Linked DNA regions of Homo sapiens: regions 1, 3 and 4 are each linked to region 2. A link is a contact called in ENCODE Hi-C or POLR2A ChIA-PET data. All regions are on one chromosome and are shown on one strand. Each heading gives the region's core, a stretch centred on a gene start or an enhancer-like site at or near the end of the contact. The rest is flanking DNA. Distances are from core to core; before and after follow the strand shown.

What was found. A loop is a pair of places that touch in the nucleus more often than their neighbours do. ChIA-PET counts read pairs that join two places held with the same protein, here RNA polymerase II (POLR2A). Pooled maps may share reads with other maps.
Region 1: a loop to region 2 is called in a pooled map, with 4 times the contacts of the local background. The contact joins the enhancer-like site here to the promoter of AAK1 in region 2. A Hi-C loop is called at or near these places in 5 of 50 pooled maps. POLR2A ChIA-PET finds 5 or more read pairs at or near these places in 5 of 52 experiments (GM12878, T-cell, activated CD4-positive, alpha-beta T cell and 1 more).
Region 3: a loop to region 2 is called in a map of K562, with 2.2 times the contacts of the local background. The contact joins the promoter of MXD1 here to the promoter of AAK1 in region 2. A Hi-C loop is called at or near these places in 1 of 168 maps with a recorded cell type or tissue (K562), 4 of 37 single-sample maps with no recorded cell type and 13 of 50 pooled maps. POLR2A ChIA-PET finds 5 or more read pairs at or near these places in 7 of 52 experiments (CD4-positive, alpha-beta T cell, CD4-positive, alpha-beta memory T cell, HepG2 and 3 more).
Region 4: a map of natural killer cell shows a loop between it and region 2 (4-fold over the local background). The contact joins the enhancer-like site here to the promoter of AAK1 in region 2. A Hi-C loop is called at or near these places in 3 of 168 maps with a recorded cell type or tissue (naive thymus-derived CD4-positive, alpha-beta T cell and natural killer cell), 18 of 37 single-sample maps with no recorded cell type and 21 of 50 pooled maps. POLR2A ChIA-PET finds 5 or more read pairs at or near these places in 6 of 52 experiments (CD4-positive, alpha-beta T cell, CD4-positive, alpha-beta memory T cell, GM12878 and 3 more).

The regions. Positions count from the first base shown.
Region 1 is chr2:70,102,663-70,108,474 of GRCh38, forward strand. It overlaps the pseudogene MRPL36P1. Among named protein-coding and RNA genes, the nearest start is that of PCBP1, 18 kb to the left of the region's middle. RefSeq lists an enhancer at 771-820. Within about 2 kb of position 2,154, at least 18 of the 41 ENCODE cell types and tissues checked have a DNase peak (open chromatin) inside an H3K27ac peak, as active enhancers do.
Region 2 is chr2:69,642,111-69,648,404 of GRCh38, forward strand. It overlaps AAK1 (AP2 associated kinase 1), which reads right to left and starts at 1,629. Exons shown (of 22, transcript NM_014911.5): 1 at 1,465-1,629; 2 at 768-1,164. The coding sequence starts at 930. It also overlaps a transcript of ANXA4 not described here. RefSeq lists a silencer at 1,378-1,707 and enhancers at 1,788-2,057, 2,813-3,415.
Region 3 is chr2:69,913,525-69,919,340 of GRCh38, forward strand. MXD1 (MAX dimerization protein 1) reads left to right here and starts at 1,585. Exons shown (of 6, transcript NM_002357.4): 1 at 1,585-1,879; 2 at 2,597-2,696. The coding sequence starts at 1,807. RefSeq lists enhancers at 749-798, 811-1,416, 899-1,008, 1,109-1,308 and a silencer at 1,959-2,188.
Region 4 is chr2:70,138,491-70,145,088 of GRCh38, forward strand. No RefSeq gene overlaps it. Among named protein-coding and RNA genes, the nearest start is that of LINC01816, 16 kb to the left of the region's middle. RefSeq lists enhancers at 1-322, 323-864, 2,489-3,028, 4,249-4,608, 4,619-4,758 and silencers at 607-901, 2,667-2,961, 3,449-4,158, 5,089-5,138. Within about 2 kb of position 2,726, at least 40 of the 41 ENCODE cell types and tissues checked have a DNase peak (open chromatin) inside an H3K27ac peak, as active enhancers do; they include CD4-positive, alpha-beta T cell, GM12878 and natural killer cell, where a contact is called at or near this core.

The DNA of each region.
Region 1 (5,812 bases), core at 904-3,403, 460 kb after region 2:
CCCCCGTGGCTGTGGAACCCGGGGCAGAAGTGCGCTCACTTCTCTCACCCGGCCTCCTGCCCCACCTGCTGCCCGCGCTGGGGTTCAAAAACAAGACTGTCCTTAAGAAGCGCTGCAAGGACTGTTACCTGGTGAAGAGGCGGGGTCAGTGGTACGTCTACTGTAAAACCCATCCGAGGCACAAGCAGAGACAGATGTAGACCCTTTCCCTCCAGAGTCACGCACATACTCGTCATCGCGTCTCTTGGGAGAATGGTTGTATCTTATGGAAGGAATTATCACATCAAGGAGTCAGGGGAAAGTGACTGGAAGCAAACGCCCTAAAAGTTACCCATCACGTTTCAGTGTAAATGAGTAACTATAGAAGACATTGCATTATCTTATTTCCAAAATGTTCCAATTAAAAAACATTTTCCTATTAAAAAAAAGAAAATAGTTTTGACCTCTCAGACCCCTGAAAGGATCTGAGGGCGCCCTAGGGCCCCCCACCACTCTTTGAGAAATGCTACTCTACAGAAAGATTTTACCAAAGTGTACTGTCATCACTGTGCCCCTTTTTCTGTACCTTCACCAACATTGGGCATCATCTTGCTTTTTTTTTTAGCCTTTGCTGATTTGTTAAACAAAAAGCAGGATCTCTTCGTGATTTTAATTTGCATTCTGAAAGGTTCATGATTTTTGAATTTATATTTTTTCTTTTATAAACCACCTCTTTATATCCTTTGCATGTTTTCTTTCTGGGATGGGCATTTTGTCTTATTTATTATAAGAGCACTGTTGTTGTTTTTTTTTCTGGCTCTATCCCAGGCTGGAGTGCAGTGGCGCGATCTTGGCTCACTTCAACCTCCGCCTCCCAGGTTCAAACGATTCTCCTGCGTCAGCCTCCCCAGTAGCTGGGACAGGCGCCGGCCACCACGTCCGGCTAATTTTTGTAGCTCACCACTGAGAACAAGGTGACAAACATGGAGTTTATTGTACCTGTGTCAGATCAGGATTAGAAGACTGGAGACCTGTGAGTCCCCTGTTCCTCACAGGGGAGGAAGTGGCCCATCTGGGTGGGCTTCTTGGCCTCAAGCCAATGCTGTGATCCCCAGTAGGGGGCTGTCTCACTGTACCCTAAGGTGGGGCCAGTTTATACCCAAAATTTTAACAAGGGATTTGGGTATCCAAGATGTTAAAGCTTTGTTAGGGGAAAATAGGCTAAGCCCTCATGACCCATTTCTTCAGAAAAGATGTTTTAGAATAAGAAAAGGAAACTAGAATTTAACAGTCTGACAGGATATTCTTGCTAACCACAAATTTACAGAATTATAGTTTAGCCATAGAGGTCTTCTCCTTTCTCAACTTTTGCAGATCTCTCCAGTAAATGCCTCTACTGCTTGACTGCTTTCTGAAATAGGAAACCATTATAAAGTAGAATTTGTGTCCAAAGTGACTAGGCCCAGTTAGCTGGGATTTTCTCCATTTCAGTGTTGTTTCCCCCATCCTTAAGCACACTGGAGATTTTTCTCTGCCAGTTTGGCAGGTGAAAAAAATGGTATAGCATTGTTTTAATTTTCATTTCTTGGATTACTGGTGAGTAAAAAGAAATGTTATGTATCTCTCAGCTGTTTGCATTTCTCCTTTAGTGAATTGCCTATTCGTATCTTTTTCACCTTTTTCTATTGGAGTGTTCGTATTTTTCTTAATGATTGAGGATCTCGTTATACAGTAAAATATTAACGCTTCGACATATAATGCATTTTTTTAATGTGTCAGTTTTCTTTTAACTTCTGCTCTGCAGAAGTGTCTAATGATTAAGTAGCTAAATCTATCAATCTTTAACTTTATGGTTTCTGTCTTTAAAGTCAGGTTTGGAAAGTCCTTCCCTAACTTCAATAATTGTTTTTCAAAATTTCCTCTTTTTTCCTCCTAGTATTTTATATTTCCATTTTGTTATACTATTTAAATCTAAACCATCTGACATTTACTTGGGTATATATTATATATGATGGGAAGAGCTAGTAATTTTTTTTCCCCAAATTGCAGGCTCGTTGTCCAATGATATTTATTGAATAATCCAAGAAGGGAAAATATGTGGTCCGAGTGAATCTGTCTCCCCTTCCCGGGCCCCCGGAAGACATTTCTAATCAAATGCAGAACTCCTGGCTAAACTCAGACTAGGCCTCACAGCCCGATTAGAACTGCAAGCAGCTACCTCCAACCTACGAGATTTGTCATCAAGATGAAACATTTTGTCATTCCCTAAGTAATCTATCCTTTTTCCTATTGATGTGTTACTGACATACCTGTCTTTTCTTTCTGTGTTACTGACATACCTGTCTTTTCTTTCTGTGTTACTGACATACCTGTCTTTTCTTTCTGTGTTACTGACATACCTGTCTTTTCCTGTGCCAGCTCCACACTGTTTGGTTATCACTTCCAAGTACTAAATGGTAATGACTGGTAGCACCAGTCTTATACCATTTTTCAACATTTTAAAATTATTTCCTCAAACAAAAGTCAGACTCAGAATATGTCAGAAAATATTTAAAAATAAAAAATAAAATTATTTTTTCTGATTTAAACTTTTGATTTTTATTACATCAAAGTATTTCCAAAATAAATTAAAATTTAAAATTCATATTAGATTTTCCAATCTAGGTATACATAGTGTTTCTTTCCATTTTTAAAGATTCCCTTTATTTCTCTGAATGTTTTTTTTTCATAATGTCTTTCACATTACTGGTCGACTTTATTCCTGCATATTTCATATTTGTGGTTGCTATCAGAAGTGGAAGTTTTGGCAGGGCGCAGTGACTCACGCCTGTAATCCCAGCACTTTGGGAGGCCGAGGTGGGGGGATCACTTAAGGTCAGGAGTTCGAGACTAGCCTGGCCAACATGGTGAAACCCTGTCTCTACTAAAAATACAAAAATTAGCCTGGCTTGGAGCTGGGCATCTCTAATCCCAGCTGCTAGGAAAGCTGAGGTAGGAGAACCTCTTAAACCCAGGAGGGGGAGGTTGCAGTGAGCCAAGATCACACCACTCCACTCCATCCTGGGTGACGGAGTGAGACTGTCTGAAAACAATAAATAAATAAATTTTAAAAAATAAAAGAGTAAAAGAAGTGGAAGTTTTTTAAATATAACATCTCATTTCTCACTCTGTCACCCAGGCTGGAGTGCAGTGGCATGATCTCAGCTCACTGCAACCTCTGCCTCCCAGGTTCAAACGATTCTCCTGCCTCAGCCTCCCGAGTAGCTGGGATTACAGGGGCGTGCCACCATGCCAGGCTAATTTTTGTTGTTGTTTTTGTTTTTGGTTTTTGAGATGGAGTTTCGCTCTTGTTGCCCAGGCTGGAGTGCAGTGGCGCGATCTCAGCTCACTGCAACCTCTGCCTCCCAGGTTCAAGCAATTCTCCTGCCTCAGCCTCGCGAGTAGCTGGGATTATAGGCATGCACTACCACGCCCTTCTAATTTTGTATTTTTAGTAGAGACGGGGTTTCTCCATGTTGGTCAGGCTGGTCTCGAACTTCCAACCTCAGGTGATCCGCCCACCTCAGCCTCCCATAGTGCTGGGATTACAGGCGTAAGCCACCATGCCTGGCCTTAATTTTTGTATTTTTAGTAGAGGTGGGGTTTCACCATGTTGGCCAGACTGATCTTGAACTCCTGACCTCAAGTGATCCTCCCACCTTGGCCTCCCAAAGTGTTGGGATTACAGGCGGGAGCCACTGTGCCTGGCTTTGTTTCTTATTACTAGAATGTAAGCTTCATGAGAGCAGAGTCCACATATCTTTTGTTCATAACAGCCATAGAGCTGGCCGGGCATGGAGGCTCACACCTGTAATCCCAGCACTTTGAAAGGCCAAGGTGGGCGGATCACGAGGTCAGGAGATCGAGACCATCCTGGCCAACATGGTGAAACTCCATCTCTACTAAAAATACAAAAATTAGACAGGTGTGGCAGCACATGCCTGTAATCCCAGTTACTTGGGAGGCTGAGGCAGGAGAATCACTTGAACCCAGGAGGCAGAGGTTGCAGTGAGTTGAGATCGAGCCACTGTACTCCAGCCTGGAGACAGACCTAGACTCCGTCTCAGAAAAAAAAAAAAAAAATAGCCATAGAGCTTAAGAAACAGTGCCTCCACATTGTAGTTTCTCAATAAAAGTTTTTAAATGAATGAAGGAATAATGGCACAAAGCAATGCTATTATTTTAGTGTTATTAATTTGTAACAGGCGCCGGGCGCAGGGGCTCACTCATGCCTGTAATCCCAGCATTTTGGGAGGCCAAGGTGGGTGGATCACCTGCACTCAGGAGTTTGAGACCAGCCTGGCCAACATGGTGAAACCTCGTCTCTACTAAAAATACAAAAATTAGCCAGGCGTGGTGGCGTGTGCCTGTAATCCCAGCTACTCGGGAGACTGAGGCAGGAGAATTGCTTGAACCCAGGAGGTGGAGGTTGCAGTGAGCCGAGATTGCATCATTGTACTCCAGCGTGGGCGACAGAGCAAGACTCTGTCCCCCTCAAAAGAAAAAAAGAAAGAGAGAGAGAGAAGAAAGAAAGAAAAGAGAGAGAAAGAAGGAGAGAAAGAAGGAGAGAGAAGGAAAGAAAGAAAGAAAGAAGGAAAGAAAAGAAAGAAAGAAAGAAAGAAAAAGAAAATGAGCAAAGGAAGGATTTGGTGGCAAGGAGGTCATTGGTGATCTTAGTGAGTGTGGGGAGTATCTTTGTTGGGCTGGGGCGAAAGCCGCCTGTGATGGTTGAGGAGAGGTGACAATATGCAGACTGCCTCTGGGCTACTCCTTCAAGAAGCTTAGCAGGGCCAGGCGGTGGTTCACACCCACAATCCCGGCACTCTGGGAAGCCAAGGCATGAGGATCACTGGAGCCCAGGAGTTCAAGACCAGTGTAGGCAACATGCTGAAATCCTGTCTCTTACAAAAAATACAAAAATTAGCTGAGTGAGGCTGGGTGCGGTGGCTCATGCCTGTAATCTCAGCATTTTGGGAGGCCGAGACAGGCGGATCACTTGAGGTCAAGAGTTCAAAACCAGCCTGACCAACACAGTAAAAATCCATCTCTACTAAAAATACAAAAATACAAAAATTATTGCACCACTGCACTCCATCCTGGGTGAAAGAGTGAGACTCCATCTCAAAAAAAAAAAAAGAAAAGAAAAGAAAAGAAATGAAATTAGCTCAGTGTGGTGGCTGGCGCCTGTAGTCCCAGCTACTCCAGGGGCTGAGGTGGAAGGATTGCTTTAGCCTGGGAGTTCGAGGCTGCAGTGAACCGTGATTGCGCCACTGCCCTCCAGCCTGGGCGACAGAGCGAGACCTTGTCTCAAAAAAAAAAAAAAAGAAGAAGAAGAAGCCACTAAGCTAAGAGGTAGGTACTAAGTTGAAGGGGAGACAGAATGGAGATAAGGATTTGGGTTTTTTAGGTGGTAGTGACACAAGGATGTTCATAAGCTGAAGAAGAAAAGACCAACAAACAGACTAAACATTTGAGAATGAGACAGAGGAAAAAGCATACGGAGCAAAGCACAGAGGTCACAGGGTGTGTGGCCAGCAGTGGTGGGGACGCTGCTAGCTTTCTCTGAAGTGGGAGAAAAGGAGTGTTCCTTTCCCTGCACTTTCTCAACCACACTGACTGAGGAAGGACAGAGGGGGCCCAGAGAGCAGTGGGGGTGTCCAATCACTGTTCTTGGGCCTGGAAACTGTTGGGGCTGTGGACCCCAGAGTACTGAAGGACTGCTGGACGGAGCGTATGGCTCCATCTGAGCCTGTAAATCATAAATCTACCTGGTCAAAGAGTAAAGGCCTCAAAG
Region 2 (6,294 bases), core at 379-2,878:
GAAACACAGAGGGAATTTATGCAGCAGATCTAAATAACATCCTCTCTGATAGCGAAAAAACAAAATCAGAGCCACTCTCAAGTAATTTTTCTTTTGATTAAAAAAACAAAAAACAAAACCTAAAGCGAGAAGGAAGAGGGGCCTACTAGACTGAGTTCAAAATAACCACATTTGTTTTATGTAATTTCTGTTATCTTTGCTATAACCTGGGGACCTGATTACAGTTGGGTCAGGAAACAAATCTACTAGTGAAATCCACCAAGAGCCTTGGCCCTTGGAAAAACACGTTCACGTTCTCCGAAAATCCTCTCTTCCTTCCAATGCCTGCTCATGGAAGTGGGAAAGTTGGGTAGGAGAAGGAGAAACCCCTCTCTTCTTAAAAGTCCCCCCACCCTTCAGCCTTCACATCAAGATTTTAAGTTTTAGGAGGATGACAAGCCCATCACCCTGCCTTTGGCATAAAGCTTTACACTTTCACACATACGTTTTCTTGTGTGATCCTCAAAATTTGGCTTCTCAATATTAAAAAAATAAAAATAAAAGGCCACTAACGTAAACAATTTCGGCAACCTCCCCACACCCCCATAAGCCCAGTCACTTTCAAATCTCAATTTTAAATCTCTCAAGGACAATGACTCACAGGGCAAGTGAAGGGGGAAGGGAGGGTCAACTGGTCAAAGCCCATTCATACATGCAACAACTAGAAACCACAGTATTGCCGCATCAGCACAAGATTTTAATTTACGGCGCATTGAGCCCCACCGTACCTTCCGCCAACACCTCGTCCACTGTGACCTGCTGTCGCCCGATGCCGAAGACTCTTCCGATGTAGCCACTGCCCAGGCCCGAGGTGCTGCCCCCTCCTCCGCTGGAGCCGGAGCCCAGGCCAGAGCCGCCCTGCTCTCGCCGGGAGTCGAAAAACTTCTTCATCTTGCGAATAGGGAGCAGCAAAGCAAAATACCGATGGTTTCTAGATTTTTTTTTTTTTTTTTTTTTTTTAAGAAAAGAGATCCAAGGATTTCTTCTCAGATTTCACCTCGGAGAGGAGCCACCCGAATCCGGCCGTGGGGGTGGGGGCTGAGGGAGGATGCCTATAGGAATATGCGTGTCAATCGCGCAGCGGGTCCCCTCCTCCTCCAGAAAGCGATTCGTGTAAGTTTAAACCTGTGATGACAGAGGAAGAAAGAGAGGATGAATCAGTAACACGCTTAAAAATTCAACCGCTGAGTCCTAGGGGGAGCAAAAGCCATCATCCTGGGGAAACGCTTCATGTATTTTCCCGGCGAGAAAAACCGTGGGGCTGAAAACGCGACCCCGGCCCCAGAACCCGGGACCCCCGAGCCGGGAGCTCGGAGAAAGGAGGGATCCGAGCTGCTCCGGCAGCGCCGACCCTCCCGGGCACTGCCTCCCGCTCCTCCCGGGTCTCCCCGCCGCCCCTCGAGGCGGCATCCTGGCAGCACCCACTTGAGACGGCTCGGCGGCCGGCGCCCTGCTACCAGCCCCGCGACATTGTCACGGCCGCCGGGCCGGCCTGCGACGCAGAGAAGAGGCGGCGCTGCAGCGAGAGCCGGGGCCGCGCTCGGCTCCCGCCCGCCCGCCAGCTGATCCCGGGAGCGCCGGGCGGAGACTGACCCGCCGCCCCTCCCCCGCGCGCGCTCCCGCCCGGCTCCATCCACCCAACCAGGAAGTGAACCGCCGCCGGAAGTGCCCCTCGGGGCGGCGCGGCGAGGGACCGGGGCCTCTCCTGCAACCGCCGTTCTGTCGCCACGGATGGGAAGGAGTCGACCGCGAGAAGAGGACTGGGGGAAGAGGGTCTCAGTGCAGACAGAGTTCTGGAAAAGACTGTTGATATCACCCGAGCCGCAGGGCAAGCTGGGAAAGGTAGCTCGGCACAGTCCGGCTGCTGGACTACAAATCCCAGCATACTCCTGGAGGAGAGGGCGAGGCGGCAGCCGTGTGGCCTCCACGGCCTCGAAGGAGATTTGTGGGGTGGCGCGTATGTGGGGACTCGGCAATTTAAACACATCCCGTGAAGAAACTGCCAACAACTAAGTTCCCCCCCCCCCCCCCCCGCTGTATGTTCCACCCTTCTGGAGCCATCTTATTTGCGGCCTGGCCTCCTGGCACAAGGGATTCTGGAGGTTGTGGTTTCCGAACGGATCGAGACTGACACCTGAAGGACGCGGCTTAACCGCTTAGCCCCTAGCGGGTCCTGTGGGTTTCCCGACGTCTCCTGGGCTGAAATGGAAGCGAGAAGTGATCGGGAACATTGTGCTGGCAGTTGGATCCGGCTGCACCGAGCGCCAGCCTTGAAATAAGTAAAACCGATGCCCTTCCGCCCCTAACCTCAAAAGCTGCTTTTGCGTCTCGATGTTATTGAGAGCCGGCTCTGCGGTCAGCTCTGAGCTAGGCGCTGTGAGAACGCTCAGTAAGACAGTGTCTCGTCTGGAAATGTACAGGCGAGATTCAAACCGAGAAACTGCCAAAGGTTGTGTGCAGGGCAGATCCTAGGATACCGGAGACCCAGCCCGTTGGCTTGACCTCAAAACTCGGGGGCTTTTCGGCCCATGCTGTCCCTTAATTCCTCCTCCTTTGCTGACGCTGTGGGTGCGCATCAAAGCCTAAACTTCACTAGCTCCCTTGCACACAAGAACACTAACCCTAACCTGACCAGTTATTTATTTTTCACTTCAAGATTCTTCCATTGATACTTACGTTTCCCTGATACCGTCCAAGTGCTGAGGGCGGGGATGGACTGTGTGATTTGCATCTGCCAAATGCAGAAAATTTGGAAGGTCAGTTGGTACACTTTTCCGACCTAGATTTCCTGATGGATGATGCTGAAGAGTGGCAAGTTGCTGCCAAAAACAAACAAAAAAACCTACCATGATTTATTAATATTATTTTTCTAACCCCTGAATATGGGTTATTGTTCATCTCTGCCCGCTTTCCCCACTCCCTAGTGCTTGTCTCAGAATTTTTTTTTCAGCGGGTATTTGAGTAGAGAAGGGTGTCCCAGGGAAAAAAATGGTTCTTGCTTTCTCTAATCTGAATATTGAGCTGAGCTGTGACTGGGTTAACAGTAGCGTTTGTTGTTGCTGCTGCTGCAGCTTGTTTCAAGTAGTGCCATTGTAATTAAACTCCGTGAAGAGATAGCATCTTTTCTTCCGGAGAGAGTCAGTGTTGTCACCTCAGTTCACGAATTCATGTAGCCACCTCCAGGGTGAAATGCAGCCCCTATTCCCTCAAACTAAGCCCACGAAGGCATGTTCTCTGCACTTTCCTTAAAAGGCCAGATTTTTGTCTGAGGAAGTTTGAAGCAGATCTTAAAATAGATGAGAAAGCTCATTTGGAATTAGACTCATTGACCCCCATTTCTCTCAGCACTTATTTGTCTTGACTGACTTTTTTAAACAAGCTGTGCTAGGTCCTAAAATCAATCTGATGCTATCTCAGTTTTTACCTTTCTAGACTTCTCTGGTACCAGACTAGTCCAGGCTTACACAAATCTCAAGTCTTACTTCAGTGATACAAAAACTCCCAATATGCTTAAGGTAGCTAACATGCATTTATTTAACACCCACGTGAATGCTCTGATCAGAAGCTGAGGGAAGAGGTTTAAAAAACAAAAAACATGACTAGATTCCTTGCCCTCCATTCCCTCACAGACTAATAGCAATTATAATGACAAATCCACAGTTTTTCATGCTTTACATATATTAAGTATATAATGCTCACAACCACCCTATGAAGTAAAGTACCATTATTATACTCATTTTATAGGTGGGTAAGTAAAGCAAAGAGATTAGTGACTTGCCCAAAGTCACACAGTAAATAGCAAAGCCAGGATTCAAACCCAAACATTTTAGTTTCAAAGCCCAGTTCTTACCTGGCTATACTAAACTGTCTACTTAGAGAGAGCAAACATTAACTGATTAAAAGACTCGTGAATAGTTAGAAACCCACGCACAAGCAGCATAGGACCAGGAGACAGGAAACCTCTTGCCACTTCATAGCTGGGATCCTAGACCACTTGTGTCACTGGGCTTATTATCTCAGCTATAAAACCAGAGCTCTTACAACTCTTAGTAATTTTTTAGTTCCTGAGTACAAAATAATGAACAGATCAGCCACTATAATCTCAAAACTATCACACTTTCTGTATAATTTGTCCCATGCTGCTTTGCATTCCTGTTCAACTTTTAATGTATATTGCTGTCTCAACCAAACACCTCAAAGCCAGAGAACCATCTTCTACTTATCTCCTTGGGCATCCAGTATAATAGTTTACATAGAGTGTGTTCTTAGCAGTACTTAAAGTAAATAATTTACTTTAAATGTGACACAAAACAGAGCTATCTGATTAAGGTGGAAAGATTGATTTGAAGTATCCTAGATGAATTTTGAACTAGGTGTGGAAGATGCTATGGGTAAATAGTCAAAGGGAGTGGGAAAAGAAAGTGCCATTTACTATTGTTACAATAGTGATCATATGACCGATGGAACAGACTCTTTGAGGCAATAAGATGCCAAATTATAAACAAGACCTAAGGCTGTGTCAGGCAAGGGTTAAGTCACACATCCCTACACTTGAAGAGTAAACCATCTTCTAACTGCCACAAGGTTTTTCTTTTTCTCTGGTAGCTAAATAGACACTGGCCTGGAGATAAGCAATATTGAATCAATTGTAGCTCACTGACCACTAGATGCTGACTAACTGTATCCCCCCAACCCCTGTTCCACAAACCATAACTATTTCTTTGATTGGACAAGAGACTGATTTCAGTAACATCCTAGTAAGAGACTACCAACCACAGACTGGTTCTGGCTGGTTTTCAGAGGCTGTGCACTGAGTGTCTTCATGTCCTTTGCTTCACCTAATTGTAATGCATTTAAATGTTAAATCTCCACCCCAAAGAGAACATAGGACATATGTAACATGCATGTTTGCTCACTATGCATGCATGTGCTGCCCCCCGCTTTGTGAATAATCAAAGCTCCTGTAACTTAAGTGTGTATTCTTAGCCAACTCATTTGGCATAAATTTGTGTTCCACTTTTTCCTCCCTCTAAATACCTGCTTTCAGTCTCTGCCAGAGTCTACACTTCCCAGCCTGTCAGGATCACCAGCCTGCAGGCTGCAACCCTTTATAAAAAGTAAAGCTCCCCTCTCCAAATTTATAAACCTTGGGATTCTTCAGTTAACACTATGTATCTTCCATATGCCAGTTATGGAATTTAAAAAATATATATATATTGTTTTATTGTTTTATTTTTATTTTATTTATTTATTTATTTATTTATTTATTTATTTTTTGAGACAGAGTCTCACTCTGTAGCTCAAGTTGTAGTGCAGTGGCGTGATCTCGTCTCACTGCAACCTCTGCCTCCCAGGCTCCAGCGATTCTTGTGCCTCAGCCTCCCGAGTAGCGGGGACTACAGGTGTGTGCCACCATGCCTGGCTAATTTTTTGTATTTTAGTAGAGACAGGGTTTCACCATGTTGCCCAGGGTGGTCTTGAACTCCTGAGCTCAGGCCATCCACCCACCTTGGCCTCCCAAAATGCTGGGATTACAGGCATGAGCCACCACGCCCAGCCACTTTTTAAAAAAAATAATTATATAAAAAATAGAGATGGGGTCTTGCTTTGTTGCCCAGGCTGACCTCAAACTCCTGGACTCAGGTGATCCTCCCACCTCAGCCTCCCAAAGTGCTGAGATTACAGATGTGAGCCACCGTGCCTGACTGATATTATTTTATTTAATCTTCATGGTTGCCTACAAAGTAGACAGTATTATCTATTTTATCAAAGAAAATACTGTTACACTATTATTCCCAATTTTATAGATGAACAATGAAGATTTTGTTAGTAGCAGATGAACATGTATGGTTTGTTAAGTTTGAAGGAAATGATTTGACCTGTGGTACACCTAAATCATGTTACCATAAACCCAGTGTGCTGTATCTTTGAGGAAATCAAAGGAAAGGGGACCACCATTAATTAAAATCCTTAACTGAGTCAAGCACTATGTTGGGTATTTAATCATACCATTTAACCCTCACAATACATCTATGAAGTGTGCATTACTTTTATTGGTGTGGAAACAGAGGCTGAGCAGGATTAGAGTCTGTCAACTATTTCTACAAAACATCTTAAAAAGGGCAGAGCCAAGACTGACCTCAAAACCCACATCATTTTCATTACACCATATGGGCTTTCTATGTTGCCGTCTTTTAGCGAAGTGGAACTTGTTAGAAATGCAAATTTTGGGGCCCCATCCAGACCTACTGAGTA
Region 3 (5,816 bases), core at 335-2,834, 270 kb after region 2:
GATAGCTTTCATTTCAAAAATTTTAATAGGTTTAGGGACCGATCTTTAACCTTTTTAGTTCTGTATACGTAACATTCTATTAAGCATTTATATTGGTACCACCCCATGCGGAAACACACAATTTGCAGACGTCTTAAAGAGTATTCTTGGCCGGGTGCGGTGGCTCACGCCTGTAATCCCAGCACTTTGGGAGGCTGAGGTGGGTGGATCACCTGAGGTCAAGAGTTCGAGACCAGCCTGGCCAACATGGTGAAACCCCGTCTCTACTAAAAATACAAAAATTAGCCGGGCGTGGTGGTGGGCACCTGTAATCCCAGCTACTCAGAAGGTTGAGGCAGGAGAATCGCTTGAACCCGGGAGAAGGAGGTTGCAGTGAGCCGAGATCGCGCCATTGCACTCCAGCCTGGGCGACAAGAGCAAAACTCCCTTTCAAAACAAACAAACAAAAACAATAATCTTGTGAGTGTTTTCATCTAGAATTAAAAGGGAGGGGAAAACCCCAAAAGAGATTTAAGCAAAGAATCTTAGGGTTTAATGCCATTCTGTAGGTTCAGGAAGTCTCTGAGCTTTAAAAAGCCGCTCGCGTGAAAGTAATTAATTATTCCATCACTTCCCGGGGGTGGAGGGGGGTGCGGAAAAGGCGCATGAGCTCAATGCTGTATACTGCAGCCCGATTCCAGCTCTTTCTTGAGGGCAGAAAAAACGCCGAGCGGCGAGCATTTAACAACGGCCGGCTTTTCTTCTCAAGCCCCGCAGCAGCCACGTGGCGCCTGCCCTAGCTCCCGGCTCACCGGCCACTAGCCTGCACCGCTCTTCGGGAGGATTCGAGGCTGGGCCCTCGCCAGCCCGAGTTCCGCGAAGCCCAGAACCTCCAGGGCCGCGGCCACCAGACCGAGGGCTCCGGCCCCGAACCCAAGCGGGGCAGAGCGCCCAGGCGACACGAGGTGCCAGCCTTCCATTCGATGGACGCCTGGCAGGTCCCCGGAAGTTTTCCCCGGGGACAGGTCTTGGCAACAGGTCCGAGGCAAGGCCGGGTGGAGCAGAGCTCCGCAGCGGCTGGTGAATCAGCGCCGCCCAGCGCCGGACCGGCCCTCCCAGCCAATGCCAGACCCGGTGAGGAGCAGCCAGGCTGCTGACCATCAGCCACTTAGGGCTCGCCTGGCCTGGAGAAAGGTGACATCATCGTAGCTGGGAGGTTTCCGAAGGCTTCACCAATGGGAGACCGGCGAGGTGCTTGCCTTCTGCAGCTCTTGGCCAATACTAACAAAGCAAAAGGGGGCCCGGGTTGTTGGTATAGAACCAATGGGAAACAAGGAAGGAGCACGAGGCGGAGTTGCGAATCCTGTCACCAGTTGGAAAGAGGGGGTGGAGCCCGGGCCTTGTCAAGTGTGACCAACCAGCGAGAGGAGCGGACTTTGCGGGGTGGAGCCCTGAAGCCCTCTCCCAATCGCACAAGTGTAGGGGCGGGGCATTCTTTGGGGGGCCCAATGAGGAACGCGGCCGAAGCTGGCCTGTCAAGAGAAGGGGCTGGGGGCGGGGAGATGGTGAGTCGGGGATAAACACTCCGCGGCGGTGGCGGCTGCTGCTCTGCTCCGGGTTCTGTCACTGTGTCGGCGGTGCCCAGCTCACTGGCCCCCTCCCTCTCTTGTCGAGCGTGGTTGCCAGAGAGGCTCCCTCAGCCCTGCTCCGCGGGGTCCACAGCGGGCTCCACAGCGGGCTCCATAGCGGGCTCCACAGCGGTCCGGCGGCGGCAGCGAGCCCGTGGGCAGTGGGGGTTGGTCCCGTGGCTCCGGCCCCCGGTGCAGAATGGCGGCGGCGGTTCGGATGAACATCCAGATGCTGCTGGAGGCGGCCGACTATCTGGAGCGGCGGGAGAGAGGTGCACGGGGACGGGGAGGGGTCCACTCGAAACGAGGCCGGGGGTCCTGTGGGGCCGGCCTCAGGTCCGGGCGCCCAGCCGCTCCGGGGGTGGTTGGAGGCGGGGAGACCGCGAGCGCTCCCAACCCCTCTGGCTCTCCCCACGCGCGGTCCGAAGGGAAGCCGCCGCTGCCCCAAAGCAATGAATGGGGTGGAGAAGGGGCTGCCGCCCGCCGGGGTCCCGAACGCCGCCCCTTCCCCAGCCCTTCACGAGTGGGTGGCCGGGGCCCCCTCCGATAGCCTCCCTGGTTTACCTCACCCGGGCTGGTCCCGGCCGGCCCCCAGGTGGGCCCGGCGCCCCAGTCTCCTGGGCAGAGGAGCAGCGCCTCCCGGTCCCCGGCTCACGGTGCTTGCCCCGCACCTTCGCCTGAGCTGGTTCCACTTAACCCGCACCAACCTGCTGGATGTAGCCAGTGGGAAACCCAGGCTGCGTGAGCCTAGCCACTACTGTGTCTTTCTCAACAATGAGCAGCTGGAATCCTCCTTACACCTGCTCCGAATTGACGATATTCACACAATTTTTTTTTAAATCATTGTTCTCAGAATTCCACCTTACTCCATTTAATTATTTCCACAATATTCTTTTAAAGATAAATAAAGGAAAAAGGAAATACTGTAGAGAGGAGAGAGCATTAAATATTCTGGGCCCATTCATTAACTGGATCCTCCTGTTTTCTAGAAGCTGAACATGGTTATGCCTCCATGTTACCATACAATAACAAGGACAGAGATGCCTTAAAACGGAGGAACAAATCCAAAAAGAATAACAGCAGTAGCAGGTAATTTGGTAAATACTTCTTTCTGTCTTTTAGATTATATTGTAGGTGACACAAACTGCTGAATGTAAGTTTTCTGTTGTGATTATAACCCTATAAAATTACATTGTGGCCGTCATGATTCAGTAATGTACACATGGACTTAAGCCATTGCAGGAAGCTGTTTCTGTTTGGGTTGAGGGAACTGAAAAGAAAAATAGAAATGTTTTACATTTCTTTATGAACTTTATTCAAAATTTAATTTCACTTTTCTTCCCTTTTGGAACAAAAAAATCTGTGGAAGCTTCAAGTGAGATTAGCAATGGTGACAGTATTTTCCCTTCAGAAGTTGCAGATTCAGGGCAAGTTTTCTATAAGTCAAAATGCTGGACATTATCCATTTCTTTTACTTTTCATAGTAATGATTTTATAAACACATTAAAGTACCTGACTTGGCATAAGTGATAGGATCTCATACTTGACATGTAAATTAAATACAGTGGTTTGTTTGATACTCTAATTTGTCATCTCTATTTGTAATGGCAAAGAGGAATGATTGAGGTTAAAACCTACCTCTTTAGTGATAGAGGAATATATAATACCAAAATATTAATATGCTACAACTTTTCCATGTTAGCCTTATCGATTATCTTATACCGTAGTTCTTAAAAGCTGTGAATCTCACTGGAGATTTGGTTCATGGTCAGTTAAATCACATATTAAAGTCCTATGCATAGTTTCTGGTACATGCAAATAGTCCATCAATGTTGCTGCCCGTTTCCCCCCTTCTTTGCCCTTAAAATATAGTTGGCTAGGAAATTTGTTCTATTAGATCCCTTCAACTATACCTTTCCTGCCAGTAAATTAAAAGCATTGACCTTTTCGTCACTAGTTTAGAATCCTTATCCCTCCCTCACCCTCATGAATAACTCCTTGCAAGTATCTATTTGGATATCCTCTGTGGCTTAATACAGACCAGGAATTTCCCACTTAAACCTAAAAATCACTTGTTCTTGCTGCGTCTTCTGTACTTGGTTTACCTCTTTAGTATCGTTAGTGGAACCACAGGATGTGAGCAGCATTACTTGTGCCATGCCCTTGAATAAAAATGGCACTTGAAGGATCAACCTGGTAATTACCTGGTAGGTTTTGCTTGTCCTCCCACCTTAGCATTACCTGAAGGTGGTAGCCAGTAGTTTTGTGCATGGGTATGAAGGCACTTTAAGAAAGATGTTAATACTGACTTGTAATATGCAATGGTGTAAAACCAATTAAGCTGTGTTGCATTTTGTTACAATATTTTTTTAATTTTGTTTAGAAGAATTTTGAGGCCTTTCAGTTAATTTTTCTGGAAAAGCATCATCCATTTTTGCTTTTATTATTGTCCACTAATGATTTGAGAGGAATTGTCCAAGTTACTTATTGAGGCTTAATACCTTAACACTTTGTTTTTTTCCTTAGTTTCACAGGAAGGTTGTAGGGGATGTTCACTAGTGGGGATAAGAAAATGAGATGTTGAAGTGGCTTGGTCCCAAAAGGTGATTAGGAAAGAAAAATAATAGTAGTTAAGAATCTTAAGCCAAGAAATGGATTCTTTCTAGTATCTTCTCTTTAATAATCAGTACTATGCCAAAAAAAAAAAAATAAAGGCTACAAATCCTTCTGTTAATGGGTTGGTTTGCTTTCCATGGTTAGAGACGGGATTATCACAGTTGTCCATACACCTGACTGATAGTGAGTTAGTGTAATATATTCAGTGGTGTAAGGATTTCTGAGAGACCATGATTAAACCTAGAGGTAGCACCAGCCAAACGTGTGAGGCAAGAGCAGGCAGTTTTCTTTCAGTGTGATCATTTCCTTCATGACTCATTTGGAATAGCTCCTTTTCTGAGGAACAAGCAATCATAATGGAGAAAGCAGCTTGACCCCATGGTTTGAATCGGCTTTATATCCTCAGCCATGTATGGTCAGAATTTTGAACTGAGGTAAAGGATAGGGAGAGATTACTGCTGGTTTACATAACCCTTGGATAACAGTTTATTCTTGTTCTTACAGGTTGAAATGCTGTGCTTTTTGCTTGTAGAGTCTAGGGAAGTACTTTTCCTTGGACAATAAAAGATAAGATTTTGCCACATAGGAAACTTCTTGGGAACTGAAAATGCAGATCTTATTCACGTTTCTCTAGTTGCTTATTAAAACAACAAAAATGAAAATGAAATTGTGAATATCAATTGTTTTTGAAATTATCCATAGAACTGCTGGAATATGGGAAGATGGAAGTTTCTTTCCTACTGATTTTTGAAGTCAATTACTAATTATTTAGAATTGAAATCTAGAACTTCTTAAAAGTGTGTTTTGTTCAATGAGTAAAGCAAGCTTTGGCACTCACGTGAAAGAGGAAGTTCAGGACTTGCCACCCAGTTGTTTTATAAGACAGTGGCTAGAGTGACCTGACATGAGGAGTGTTTTTGAACCCAAGAATTTTTCCTGGTTATCTCAGATACGCCGTAATTTGGCTTAGTTTTTTTTTATTAGAGTGTATTTTTAAATGGTGAAATTTGACCTTTATCAGTGATTCCAGAGTTATCCATTGTTTTCCATAATCACATGGAAAATAGTTTTGACACAAGGTATCAGTGTGTTCTTACAGTGCTTTAATTAAAAACGTAAATGTTTACCCATCAATGGAGGTGGCTGGCAGTCTCGGAACTGATCATTTTTGAAAGGGCTGCTTTTTATTAATAACTCAGTTTCAGTAAACTAGATGCACTTCAGTAATGCTCTAGCCATTAAGTACAAGTCCCCCTTTAAAAAGCACCATGTGTTTAACACTCGAGTAATCAAATAAAATCTGTAGTTTTAAAAATTTTGTTCAAATTTTGGAAGAAGTTGTGCTTCCTATGGAGTTTGTTTAAAAGTTTATTTTGGGGATTCAGAATTTTGCATAAGTATATAACTCTATTTATTAGTTTATATATTTTCAAAGAATCCAGAAATATTTTGGTAAGAATTTCCTGTGTGCTGTTATTTTCTACTCTCTTCTCAACCTATTCACTTTCCTCTCCTCCACCTACAAGGGGTGGTCCTTGTCTACAGTTAAAGAGGGTAATCTCAACCAACTGTTGGCATATACTTTCATCCATT
Region 4 (6,598 bases), core at 1,476-3,975, 500 kb after region 2:
GACTATAAGCTCCCGAGGGCCCATGCCTTGCAGGTTTCTTTTTTCTTTTTTTTTTTTGAGATGGAGTTTCGCTCTTGTTGCCCAGGCTGGAGTGCAATGGCACAATCTCGGCTCACCGCAACCTCTGCCTCCCAGGTTCAAGCAATTCTCCTGCCTCAGCCTCCCGAGTAGCTGGGATTACAGGCATGCACCACCATGCCCAGCTAATTTTGTTTTTTTGTTTTTTTGAGACGGAGTCTTGCCCTGTCGCCCAGGCTGTAGTGCAGTGGCGCAGTCTCGGCTCACTGCAACCTCCGCCTCCCAGGTTCAAGTGATTCTCCTGCCCCAGCCTCCCGAGTAGCTGGGATTACAGCCGTGTGCCTCCATGCCCAGCTCATTTTTGCATTTTTAGTAGAGACGGGGTTTCACCATGTCGGTCAGGCTGGTCTAGAACTCCTGACCTCATGATCTGCCCGCCTCGGCCTCCCAAAGTGCTGGGATTACAGGCGTGAGCCACCGCGCCCAGCCTTAATTTTGTATTTTTAGTAGAGATGGGGTTTCTCCATGTTGAGGCTGGTCTCGTACTCCTGACCTCAGGTGGTCCACCCGCCTCGGCCCCCCAAAGTGCTGGGATTACAGGCGTGAGCCACCCCGCCCGGCCAGCAGGTTTCAATAAGTATGTTGTGACAGAAAGGGCCGCTTTGTCAGCAAAGAAAGAAATAGAAAAACTCACTCCGCCCACAGTTTTTTTTAAGAGACAGGGTCTCTCTCCGACGCCCAGGCTGGAGTGTGATCACAGCTCACTGCAGCCTTAATCTCCAGGGCTCAAGCTTTCGTCCTACCCTCAGCCTCCCAGATAGCTAGGACTACAAGCGTGCATCACAACGCTGACTAGTGGTTTTTTTTTTTTTCTTTTTTTAATAGAGATGGGGTTTCACCATGTTGCCCAGGCTGGTCTGGAACTCCTGGGTTCAAGGGATCCTCCCACCTCAGCCTCCCAAATTGCTGGGATTACAGGCATGAGCCACCTCCCCTGGCCTCACTCCCTGTTTAAAGTGTCCCTGGGCCAGGTGCTGTGGCTCATGCCTGTAATCCTAGTGCTTTGGGAGGCTGAGGCGAGAGGATCACTCAAGGCCAAGAATTCCAGACCAGGCTGGGTAGCGTATCGAGACCCCATCTCTACAGAAAATTTTAAAAATTAGCCGGGCGCCGTGGCATGTGCTTGTTGTGGTCCTAGCTACTCAGGACGCTGAGGTGGGATGGTGGCTTGACCCCAGGAGTTTGAGGTTAACTGAGCTATAATTGTGCGACTGCACTTAGCCTGGGCAACAGAGAGGGTCCTTGATCTAAAACAAAACAAAACAAAACAAAAAACAAACAAACAAACAAAACGTGTCCCTGGGTCAATCAGGCTCAACCACTCGTTTTTGTTTTTTTTTTTCTGAGATGGAGTCCTGCTCTGTTGCTCAGGCTGGAGTGCAGTGGTGCGATCTTGGCTCACTGCAACCCCCGCCTTCCGGTTCGAGCAATCCTCCATCCTCCCACCTCAGCCTCCGGAGTAGTTGGGATTACAAGTGTGTGCCACCACACCCAGCTAATGTTTTTATTCTTAGTAAAGACAGGGTTTCACCATGTTGGCCACGCTGGTCTCAAACTTCTGACCTCAAGTGATTTGCCCACTTCAACCTACATCCACTCCTTGATCTGAAACACTGAAGCTACCTGCCTTGTTCAAAGCCAAAAAGCGTCTACCTACAAAGCCCTGGGGATTTTTTGTTTGTTTTATTTGAGACGGAGTCTCACTCGCCCAAGATGGAGGGCAATGGCGTGGTCTTGGCTCCTGACCTTGTGATCTGCCCGCCTGTTTTGAAGGACAAATGCCTGCACCCTTATTTGTTTGCTTTCTCCTGGGAATTTCTCTATCCAATCCTGCAGGCAAGTTGTTTTTTTTTTTTTGGAGACAGAGTCTCGCTCTGTTGCCAGGCTGCAGTGCAGTGGCGCAATCTCGGCTCACTGTAATCTCCGCCTCCCTGGTTCAAGCGATTCTCCTGCCTCAGCCTCCTGAATAGCTGGGACTACAGGCACGCGCCACCACGTCCAGCTGATTTTTGTATTTTCAGTAGAGACGGGGTTTCATTATGTTTGCCAGGATGGTCTCGATCTTGACCTCGTGATCCGTCTGCCTCGGCCTCCCAAAGTGCTGGGATTACAGGCATGAGACACCGTGCCCAGCGACAAGATAATTTTAAAAGGAGAGGGAACGTCTGCTTTTGTTGCCTTTCTCGTCTTTTGTGGTTCCACATACAACACAGCAGTGTCTATGGGCTGTCAATCGCAACATAATGCAAACAACACAATTGTCTCTGGGGTCCACTGAATCCAAATCACACACGCACCACACTTCTGCCTTTTGCACTGCTGACTGCCAAGTGAACAATGTTTTGTAGAAGCAGCAAGTGTGAGGAGAGGTGACTTCTGCCAGATGGTGCTAAAAAAGACCCAAGTCTGATACACAGGAGTCCTTCCATTAACCCATCCATGACCAAAGCAAAGTGTGTGTGGGGTGAGGGGTAGAAGGAATTGCCCTGTCTTTGCCCTCTGGGGCTTCTTCTGCCTCGAACACTATCCATCTGCCACCTAACCTGGTTTTGCCTTGATATAAATGGTAGCGGTGGCCAAGAGAATGGGGTGACAGAGGGGGGGAAACCCACGGTGTTACATGCTTTCACCCATACCCTCCAGGATGGCCCTGAGCGTCTCACACCCTAGGGGCCTGACCAGGTACTGACACTTTCTTGCCAAAGCCCTACAACCATCACCTCCCTACTGTGAAATGTGAGGTAAGTTGCTTAAACCGGCGGAACCAGTTTCCTCAACTACATAGAGGGATGATGATTCCCCCTAGCTCACAGGACCGCTGTGGGAATCAAATGAGATCACTCATGTGAAAAGCCTAGCACAACCCCTGACACATGACACAAGCACTTCAGGACATATTCATGTTCCTCCTTCCAGGACAGGGCCTTACACTGTCTACTCTGGTAAACCAGCCTCATATAAGCTCCTGGAGGCTGGCGTGTCCCCAGGGGTCAGGCCATCCCAGAAACGATGACTTGACCATAGTCACGTCATGAGGTGAGAGATTCCGGGAAGGGGCAGCAAGAGGAGAAAGAAGCGAAGGGCGCCCCAAGGTAATGTGTGCCCTACACAGGGCTCCTAGCCATAAGCACTTATGCAAGTGCGGGGCACAGAGAAAATTCTGGTAACACTCCTCCCCTCAATTCTGATCAGGTCCCAGGCTCAACTAATCAGTTCAGGGATGGGCCCTTTGCCACCTTTTTCCTAACCAAAGCCACTCTCAAGGGGAAACTTCTATTAACGGCCAGTAAGCAAGACACACAACGCTTTTTGTTTGAAGGACTACCCAGGCGTTAGTGCCCTTCCAGACCGGCTCTAGTGACTGGCGGGGAAGAAGGGGAAAAAGAATTAGTGTATCTGGACACAACACCCAGCATGTGCTAGGCAGAAACTAAGTGTGCGAAGCGGATCCCGATGTACAAAGGGGAAAACAGCGGCTGGGAAAGCCTGAGCCACGGGCTCCAGGCGGCCAGTCGCGGTCCTCCCGGCGCGTGCCCTCCTCCTCCCCGACCTGGCCGGAGCTGACCGGGGCGGGTGTAGGCCCGGGGGCGGGAGGGCTACTGGATCCCAGGTGGGGCGGGTGTAGGCCCGGGGACGGGAGGGCGACGGGATCCCAGGTAGGGCGGGGCCTGGCTCCGGGCGCGACGGCTCTTTGCTCGCAGCGCCGCGCCGTCTCGAGGTCGGGGTGCGGCCCGACCCCACGTGCCCCAAATCCCCCCCGCTGCCCTGTAAAACCTGCGGGCCCCGGTCCAGGCGTGGTCCCGCTCGCACGAGGGAGCGGTCGCCCAGGGTGCCGGGAAGTCGGGGACCGGCCAGCCGCCGACCGGCCGCACCCCTCCCCGCCGAGCTCGCGCGCCCGCCTCGTCAGCACCTTTCCCGCAGCGCAGCCCCACAGTGGTCACGAGGCGGGCGCGGCCCGGTCAGCCCTGGCTAGACTAGGCATCGGCACCACCCACCTCGCCCCTCCCCGTCCCGCTGGTTTCCCCTCCCCCTCCTTCCCCTCCCCCTCTCTGTTCTCCTTCCCCTCCCGATCCCCGGGCGGGCCGCAGCGCGCCACGTACCTGGCCCCGCCCCTGCGAGCCACGCAGGGAACCCCGGTGACGTCACCACCCTCCGGCGCTCTCATTCCCGCGCTCTCCAGAAAAGACGCGAAGGTGGTGACGTGTCCCGTGCGCCAGGGCGGCTGCGCAGGAGGCATTGGCAACTGAGCGTCCTGCGGCGCCGCCTGGTGGAAGCAAAGCAGCCGAGCCCCCCGGAAGCGGCGGCGCGGGCGAGTGGAGAACGTGACTTACGTCATCTGGCGGAGGCGTGGGGGCGGCTGCCGCGTGACCAGCCCCAGCCAGGCGCGGTCGGCGCGTTTCTCTTTCTCTTCTCCTACTCTCAGCGGAGCGGGTGGAAGCTTGATTTCATGCCGTTTATTTTACTTTGACTGTTTTCAAACCTATCAAGTTAATATTGTTAATTATAGAAAACGTGGGGGGAAAAGGGAAAAGATAGGTAGAAAATGATTCTTAGCATCCCCAAGCATCTTTAACCTTTCATTATGTTTACTTCCAGCCTTTTTCATGAAACAAAATTGTGGTCTGACTGTATACAGTGGTATTAACTACAAAGATTCCTAAGAAGGGACAAAAAGCACCTTTTAGCTTCAAGGCTAATTTAGAGGAACAGGTAGAAGAGGAAAAGTTCAAACAATGGACAAAATGAGTGATTCGTCCACGGTATCTAATCACTGTTCACATCATCCGGAGGAAACGGGCTCAGAGTCATGCCCAAGGCCGCGCATAAAAGAGTGGCAGACTGGGGTTTCAAACCCAGGCTCTAAACTGTGAACCTGCAAGATGGTGGGAGTGGGGAAGACAGTGAAAAGTTGTGCAGGGAATTCACAGAACTACAGAACCCACTTTGTACTTCTGGAACTGCTGAGTGGGGAACTAGTTCTAAGGAACAAGGTTAGTGCCCCAGCAGTTGGAGCAGTTTGGTGAGAGAGTGGCACAAAGCTGACACTGGTACATGGCCCTGGCCACTAGTTGTTAAGTTCCACCCATCTCCAGCACTGCCCTCCCCATGAGTGACAGTGAAAGGTGGGAGGGACGTTACAGGACTGTATCAGGCATTAGACCTGCTACTCCAAGTGCAGTCTGGTGCAGTCTGCAGGCCAGCAGCCTCCCTGCTGTCCAGCACTTTCCGCATCACTTGGAAGCTTGATGGAAATGCAGAATCTTGGACCACACTTTAAAGCTTCTGAATCGGGCGGCATGCGATGCCTCATGCTTGTAATCCCAGCACTTTGGGAGGCCAAGGTGGGTGGATCACCTGAGGTCAGGAGTTTTGAGACCACCCTGGCCAACATGTTGGCCCCGTCTCTACTAAACCCCATCTCTACTAAAAGTACAAAAATTAGCCGGGCATGGTGGCGGGCGCCTGTAATCCCAGCTACTTGGGAGGCTGAGACAGGAGGATCGCTTGAACCCGGGAGGCAGAGGTTGCATTGAGCCAAAACTGTTCCGTTGCACTCCAGCCTGGGCAACCAAGATGTCCCTTCTTAGGAACCTTTGTAGTTAATACCACTGTATACAGTCAGACCACAATTTTGTTTCATGAAAAAGGCTGGAAGTAAACATAATGAAAGGTTAAAGATGCTTGGGGGTGCTAAGAATCATTTTCTACCTATCTTTTCCCTTTTCCCCCCACGTTTTTGAAACTCTGTCTCAAAAAATTTAAAAAATAAAGCTTCTACATCAAAATACGCATTTTAACTAGGTCCCTGGGTGATTCCTGTGCACATTGAAGTTTGAGAAGTGCTGTTGTAAATAAAGTAAGTCGTCCTGCTCGCTTGGTACAGCAGGTGGGATGGTAGATGCGAAGGGCGCTTGCAGAACTGGATGATGGGAAGACAGGCAGGCAGGGAGCAAGGTCGGTAAGGAGGATTAAAAAAAAATCAAGGCTGGGCGCGGTGGCTTACGCCTGCAATCGCTGCGCTTTGGGAGGCCAAAGCAGGCGGATCACCTGAGGTCGGGACTTCGAGACCAGGCTGACCAACAGGGAGAAACCCCGTCTCTACTAAAAATACACAATTAGCCGGGCATGGGTGGCGCATGCCTGTAATCCCAGCTACTGGTGAGGCCGAGGCAGGAGAACTGCTTGAACCCGGCAGGTGGAGGTTATGGTGAGCCGAGATCATGCCATTGCACTCCAGTCTGGGCAACAAGAGCGAAACTGCGTCTCAAAAAAAAAAAAAAATTCCTACGAGTGTCAGAAAATATGATCTGCCACAAAGGAAAACCAGGAAATCAGAATCTGGGAGCTAAAGGAAGAAGAAATAGGTGAAGCAGGTAAGCAGATCTCTTGAGAAAATTCACTAATAGACAAAGGGCTGCCCCCCTGTGGGTGATTTTTTTGTGTTGTCTGTGACTTACAGGGTCTAGTTATTATAATTCACAGAGCTTAGGGAGAGCAGCCCCTGCCCATCCCCTCCAGC